Linked DNA regions of Homo sapiens: all the other regions are linked to region 1. A link is an interaction called in ENCODE POLR2A ChIA-PET data of the cell type or tissue named here. Cell type or tissue: GM12878. All regions are shown on one strand.

Region 1 (2,500 bases):
CCCAATACACTGAGAGCCACCAGCTCTGCCCTCAGGGAACATGAAACATGGCTAGAACATTCCAGTTAGCAGCAGCTTCCCAGTCTTGGTTCCAAACTGCTTCTGTTAAAAGAATCACCAATTCAAAACACATGCACTGTCATGAACCCTCGCCCCAATCCAGATGCTCCACTCCTTGGGCCCCTTTAAGGGTGAACATGAATATCACTCAGGCTCAGGCCCTGTTATCCAGATGCCATCAAGAGGGATCAAGGCTTTCCTTCTATCTCCATTTCCGAGCTAAGCCTAGATTGGACCTCCTTTTTCAAAGTACATTCTAGGACTACCATTTTATGTGATCAAATAAAGGGCCTATTTATATCTGAGCTGTGTCAGGGATGAGTAAACAAAATTCTTCCACTGGGAATTTGGGCACCTTCTATATTCTATGACTCTTTTTTTGTTTTTTGAAACAGAGTCCTGCTTTGTCACCCAGCTTGGAGTGCAGTGGTGTGATCTTAGCTTACTGCAACCTCCGCCTCCCAGGTTCAAATGATTCTCATGCTTCAGCTGCCCAAGTAGCTTGGATTACAGGAATGTGCCAACACACCCAGCTAATTGTTTTGTATTTTTAGTAGAGATGGGGTTTCACCATGTTGGCCAAGCTGGTCTTGAACTCCTGGCCTCAAGTGATCCGCCTGTCTCAGCCTCCCAATAAGATTACAGGTATGAGCCACACTGCCCAGCCCACCTTCTGTGTTTCTTTACTAACAGAAAAATGTAGCCCTTTGCAAAAGTGCATGCATGCAGCATGATAGAGAATATCTTTCAGTCTTGCTCCTTTAGGGGTATATCTTTATTCTTTATGTATTTAATAGCTGATTTCAATAATAGCTCATGTTCAATGAGTGCGTACTATGTGCTGGGCTTTCCATGTTTTAAGCTTTACATGTTTTAGCTCATTCTTAGCAATTCCAGGAAGTAGATGCTGTCTTTAGCATTTTGGTTTTTTTTTTTTTTTTTGGGAAGCAGGGTCTCACTCTGTCTTCCAGGCTGGAGTGCAGTGGCGCAATCTTGGCTCATTGCAACCTCCATCTCCCAGGTTCAAGCTGCTCACCTCAGCCTCCCAAGTACCTGGGACTGTAGGTGTGTGCCACCATGCCTGCCTAATTTTTGTGCTTTTTTGGTAGAGATGGGGTTTCACCATGTTGGCCAGGCTGGAGCATTTTGATTTTACAATTGAGGCAAAGAAGGGAAGCAAATTGCGTAAGGCTGCCAGGTAATAAGTGACTGAACCTGGCCAATCTAATTCCAGAATACATGCTCCTGAGCACTCTGTTAGTTAGTATTCATTTTGGCTGTGATAGCAGAACCCAAAACAACAGTGGTTTAAATTAAATGGAAGTTTATTTCTCTTAGGTAGAAGTCCAGAGGTTAGTCCAAACTAGATAGTCCAAAACTAGACTAGAAGCTCAACTCCACACAGTGCTCAGGGCTCCAGGCTCCTTCTCTATTCCAGTACTCCTAATGTGTAGTTTCATCCCCAACATCCAAAATAGATGCTAGAACTTCAGCCATCTCATCAGTATTCCAAGCAGCAGGATGAAAGAAGAGACAGGATAGAAAAGGGATGAAACACATGCCAGTTGTTTACTATGGACTGTTCCTGGATGCAGCCATGTGACATTTCTGCTTACATCCCACTGATCATAGTAGCAAGAGGGCTGGGGGTAGTTGTTATTCTAGGTGGCTTTGTGACTGGTTATAAAGTAGAGGATTTTATTACTGAAAGAAGGAGAGGAGTAATCAGAGGCTAGATGGGTATATGGAGGGGTAGAGGGAGATGTAGCTGGAGAAAGGGGCAGGGCCTGGGTGATGAGAACTTACCAAGACCCTACATTTCCCCACTCTAATCTTTGGGTTCATTTTCCATTCCAGCAGGTACCAAGGGAAGGCAGGGCCATCCCTTGAAAACCATCAGTTTTGACTGCTGCCTGACCCCCTGAAGCTCTGTAATCAGCACTCCTAGAACACAACTCAGGTGTCCACCTTGGTGGTAAACTTTAGGCAGGTTCCAGCCTGGGACCATCAGTTCATTGGGTTCAAATGGAGGTGGGTGGCTTCTGATTGGTGTCTCCAGAAAGCCCCAAAAGGGAAGGTGGTGTGGGGGAGGAGGACACTGTGATGGGCCACAGCCTCAGAGTGGCTTTTGCCTCTGAACCTCCAGAGCGAGCCTGGAAACCAGCCACGAGAGAGTAACTTCATGGTTTCCAAAGCTCCTTTGCATATGCTATTTCCCTTGAAACATACAAGATTGTGATAGGGCTTGCTCTGCTCCCTGTTTTGCCAGTGAGGAAAAAGGAGTCAGAATCCTCCTGTAATTTTCAGTAGGATAAGGTGAGGTCTCAGAATCTGTCTTTTCACAGGGGTGCCAGGAGATTCTTATGTTTAAAAAACTTTGGGAAACACCAAGCTCAGGGTGGCAAGTGATATAGGAGGGCCACATCTTAGGGGACAGATA
Region 2 (2,500 bases), 840 kb after region 1:
ACTATTCCTTCCTCATTTTTGGCCGATGTCCTTTGCTTATAATTTCACTGAGAAAAATGGGAAAAACTGGAAAAGAACATGTTTCCTCAACCACTGTCCTACTGGCCAGCATCTGTGCCTGTACACTCTGCCATTTCTTCCAAATGAACTATCTGTTCATGCTCCTATCAAAAGTGACTTCTCCCTTTGAGCTTTAAATCACATCCTTCTTGCTCCAGATTTTTTCCCTCTCCATATCCTACATCATCAATTTTCTCTCCTGAGATGCATCATTTCCATCAACATAGGACGGAAGGAAGGAAGGGAGGAAGCGAGGGAGGGAGGGAGGGGTGGAAAAGGAAGGAAAAAGAAGGAAAGAGGGGAAGAGGGGAAAGGAGCACTTTTCTTGACTCCTATTTTCCCCAACAACTACCACCTCACTTCTCCGACTCGTACTATAGCAAAGTTCCATGAAAGGATTGGCTATATTCTCCATCACCAAGTCTTCTCTTTCCTACTAAATTCACTGCAGTCAGGATTTGATCTCTCCCACTTCAACAGACTACACTAGTCAAGGTGCCAATACTCTCCACATTCCTGAATCCAGTGTTCAATGCTTAGTCCTCATCTTATTTGACATAGAAGCTGCTTATGACTCCATTATCACTCCCATCTTTCTTAAATCACCATTTGCTTTCCAGGACCCTACACTCTCCTGATCTTCCTCCTACATCACAACTACTCCTTCTCAGGCTCTTGAAAAGCTGAAATGTCCTAATGCTTAAGTCTTGAAACTCTTCTTTCTTGACTCTCTCTCCTTTGATGATCTTAATCAGGATCATGGCTTTAAATAACATTTAAATACTAATGACTCTCAATTTATTATTCAGCTCACATTTCTCCCTGAATTTGACTTGTATATCCAACTGCCTATTTGATATCTCCTGCTTGGACATCTAATGGGCATCTCAAATGTCACATGAGTGATAGCAAACTCTTGATCGCCTCGCTGTACGCATATACATACACACAAAAAAATGTTTTCTCCATCTCAGTAAATGGAAACTCCATCTCTCTATTTGAGTATTTTGAGAGCCTTGGCATCAATCTTTGATCCTTTTTTTTTTTTTTTACCACTTGTTTGTTGTCAAATTCTGTCAGTTTCATCTTTAAACGACATCCACAATCTTACAACTTATAGCACCTCCACTGTTACCAATGTGGTTCAAGCCATTGCTATTTCTGGCTGGGATCATTGCAATAATCTCCTAATGCTCTCCCTGCTTCCTCCTTTGTTCCTTCATTCTGTTCTCAATGTAGCAGTCAAAGTCATGCTGTTCAAACTTAAGTTAGGTCAAAGTTAAGTCACTGCTCTGCTCAGAACCTTCCAAAGGCTGCACACCTCACTCAGAGTGAATTCAGCTCTCATGGTGACCTATGTGGCCTTACCAATTCTAACTTCATCTGTTACTACCCTTCTCTTTTGTCCACTGTGCTCTTCCTAAGGCGCATTTCTGCCTCGGTGCCCTCAGACTTACTTTTTTCTTGCCTAATTACATGGTCTACTCCCTTCTATCCTGTAGATTTGCCCAAATGTGATCTCCTCAGGAAGACTTCCTCTGTCCCTTCCTAGTCCACTAGCAATCCCCACCTCTACTTCCTTGCTTAATTCATCTCCTTAGCATTCATCACTGTCTAACATACTGTAAGGTCCTTATTTATTTTATTTATTGTTTGTTTTTTCTGGACAATCTCTGGGAGCAGGAATTTTTGTCTAATTTTTCCTTGTTAAATCTCATATCAAAAGTATGCCTGATACATAATAAACATTCAGAAATTATGTGTTCAAAATATGAATCATATCATTTAATCCTCTCAACAAATTTATGAAGCATATTCTGCTCTATTCATTTCAAAGAGGAAGAAAATAAGGCTTAGAAAGTTTAAGTAACTTGTGGAAGCTCACATTGATGATCATTGCTGTTTATTTGGCCTGATCCATTTACAGTAGGGTACCATTATATTGCTTCACCTTCCATAATATTCCATCTCCTAAAACCAGTAGCTTTCAGGTTTAGTCCTACCACCTCTAATCGCTAGTCCTTTCCATGCCAATTCTCTTTGCCTGAAGTTGTCAGCATTTCCACCATAGTTTCTACTGGGCTTTTGAAGTAGAGAGCCATACTTTTCCATGTTCTAACTCATTCCCTGCCCCAAGCGGACCAGTGAGACAAGAAGCTCTCCTTTAGTTCAGTCAGATACTGAAAAGAAATTCTACAAATGAGAACATTCTAAGTAGACTGTCTATAGCCTATTGGATATGAAATGTACTTTATCAAACTTCCTTATTGTGTATTCTTCCTGATCACTCCAGATAAGAGCTTTGACCCTGAACACAGGAAGTCCTAGTTCCAATTTTGACTTTTCCATGTGCTAGCTGTATGACCAAGAGCAAGCCTCTTAATTTATTTTTGACTCAAGTTCCTAATCTACAAATAGTTCCTCCTCAAGAGGGTGATTG
Region 3 (2,500 bases), 110 kb after region 1:
AATCACCAGTAACTGACCCTTCTTCACAACGAATCCAAAATTATTGTTTTAGGGAAACTCAGTGGACTTCAGGAAAATTCAGAGAAACAATTCAATGAAATCAAGAAAATAATAAATGACCAAAATGAGAAATGTAACAGAAAGATTGGAATTATTATTTAAAAAATCAAACAGAAATTTTAGAGCTGAAAAAAAAATGTATACAGTCAAATTCAGAATATTCTAATACTGTCATGGTGATTAAATCACTTATATCTTTAGTATGAAAGTTAACAGACAAAACTATTAAAAATAATAATAGCTACAATAACTTGTTAAGGGATATGCAGTATAAAAAGATATACGTTGCAAAATCAAAAGCAAAATGTGGAGAGGTGGAGTAAAAGTGCAGAGGTTTTTTATGTTATCAATTATGTTATTATCAGTTTAAAATAGCCTGTTATAACATGTTTTATGTCAGCCTCATGGGAACAACAAAGCAAAAACCTAATAGTAAATACACAAAAGATGAAAAGTAAGGAATCAAAGTATATCACTAGAGACAATCATCTAATCACAAAAGACAGCAAGAGTGGAAGAAAGGAACAAAAGATCTATAAAGCAACTAGAAAACAATGAACAAAATCGCAGCAGTAAGTCCTTATCTATCAATAATTACCCTGAATGTAAATGGACTAAATTCTCTGATCAAAAGACACAGATTGACTGAATAGATACAAAAATAAGACCCAACTACCTGCTGTGTACAAGAGACTCACTTCACCTTTAAAAAATGGACACACATAGATTGAAGTGAAAGAATGGAAAAGAGCTCAGCACAGTGGCTCACATTTGTAATCCCAGCACTTTGGGATGCCAAGGCGGGAGGATCCCCTGAACTCAGGAGTTTGAGACTAGCCTGGGCAACATGGTGAGACGCCGTCTCTACAAACACCATGGACATATCATCCAGGCAGAAAATCAATAATGAAACACTGGCCCTAACAGACATATGTAGAAAATTCAATAAAACAGCAACAGAATACACATTCTTCTCAAGGGCACACAAAACATTCTCCAGGTTATATGATATGCCACAAAACAAATTTTAATACATTTAAGGAGACTGAAATCGTATCAAGTATCTTTTCTGACCATATTGGTTTGAAACCAGAAATCAATAATAGAAGGAATCTTGAAAAAAATCATAAATAACTGGAAATTAAATAACATGCTCCTAAACAACCAATAGGTCAAGTAAATTAAAAACGAAATTAAAAGTATTTTGAGACAAATGAAAATGGACATACAACACATCAATACTTATGGGAGGTGGCAAAAGCAGTTTTAAGAGGAAAGGAAGCTTCGGCAGTAAAGACCTATAACAAAAAAGATGAAAGATCCAAAGTGTAACATCCTAGTGTTACAACTGAAGGAATAGAAGAACAAATAAAACCCAAAGTTAGTAGAAGGAAAAAAATAATAATGATCGGAACAGAAAAAAATGAAAGAGACTAGAAAAACAATAGAAAAGATCAATGAAACTAAGAGCTGGATTTTTGAAAAGAAAAACAAAATCCACAAACTTTTAGCTAGATTAAGAAAAGGAGAAGATTCAAATAATATCAGAAACGAAAGAGATGTTACAACTGATACCACAGAAATACAAAGAATTGGCTTTTTCAGCCACAGAGCTCAATGCAGCTCAGTGACGTTATAAATGCTAATGAACTTAAGGTCTGATGTGTGTTTGAAAGAATCAGCGAAGCTTTTCTTTTTTCTTTTGTTTTGTTTTTTTGAGATGGAGTCTTGCTCTGTCACCCAGGCTGGAGTGCAATGGCGCAATCTTGGCTCACTGCAACCTCCACCTCCCAGGTTCAAGTGATTCTCCTGCCTCAGCCTCCCAAGTAGGTGGGAATACAGGTGTGCACCACCACGCCCAGTTAATTTTTGTATTTTTAGTAGAGACAGCATTCCACCATGTTGGCCAGGCTGGTCTCGAACTCTTAGCCTCAGGTGATCTGCCCACCTGGGCCCAAAGTGCTGGGATTACAGGTGTGGGCCACCGTGCCCCACCCATCAAAGCTTTTCAAGTAGATAAGAAGTATCTGAATATGGGACCACTGATATATTCAGAACAGAAGTTTTTGCTTTCTTTGTTTCTTTCATGGTGGTAGCTGGGGTGAATTTTTAGATGGTCCCAATTTTCTACAGGAATGTTTAGATGAGAATTTTTTGTTTCTGTCCTGTGGTTGAGTTGGTGCCACAGAGAATTTCCATAAAATTCAATTCCATTATTTAAAATAGTTTTTTTTAACTAGTTTTTCTATCAACCAGCCCCAGTCTGAAACTTGACACAGTGTTAACACAAAAGAGCAAGTACTTAATCTTCGTTCACATACTCTACCTACAAAGACATGACCTACAGTAGTTCTTCAAGCAGGTCAGTTTTAGGAGACGTTAATTCTATCTAACTAGACTAGCTATTTCACAACTATGTAAGACAACTTTATAAACTTTG

Evidence for each region. Peaks named below come from ENCODE experiments on the same cell type or tissue, not always from the same donor. Only the 100,000 strongest peaks of a DNase experiment are listed, where the experiment ranks them.
Region 2: POLR2A ChIA-PET joins it to region 1 with 8 read pairs; 2 of 35 experiments call an interaction of 5 or more read pairs at or near these places.
Region 3: POLR2A ChIA-PET joins it to region 1 with 8 read pairs; 6 of 35 experiments call an interaction of 5 or more read pairs at or near these places.

Annotation. Positions count from the first base shown.
Region 1 is chr12:101,941,964-101,944,463 of GRCh38, forward strand. No RefSeq gene overlaps it. Among named protein-coding and RNA genes, the nearest start is that of DRAM1-AS1, 21 kb to the right of the region's middle. In GM12878, no CTCF peak of the experiment used is centred here; no DNase peak of the experiment used is centred here; H3K27ac peaks cover 420 bases.
Region 2 is chr12:102,781,659-102,784,158 of GRCh38, forward strand. No RefSeq gene overlaps it. Among named protein-coding and RNA genes, the nearest start is that of LINC00485, 41 kb to the right of the region's middle. In GM12878, no CTCF peak of the experiment used is centred here; no DNase peak of the experiment used is centred here; H3K27me3 peaks cover 120 bases.
Region 3 is chr12:102,053,587-102,056,086 of GRCh38, forward strand. All of the region lies in intron 2 of WASHC3 (WASH complex subunit 3), which reads right to left. Among named protein-coding and RNA genes, the nearest start is that of WASHC3, 7.2 kb to the right of the region's middle. In GM12878, no CTCF peak of the experiment used is centred here; no DNase peak of the experiment used is centred here.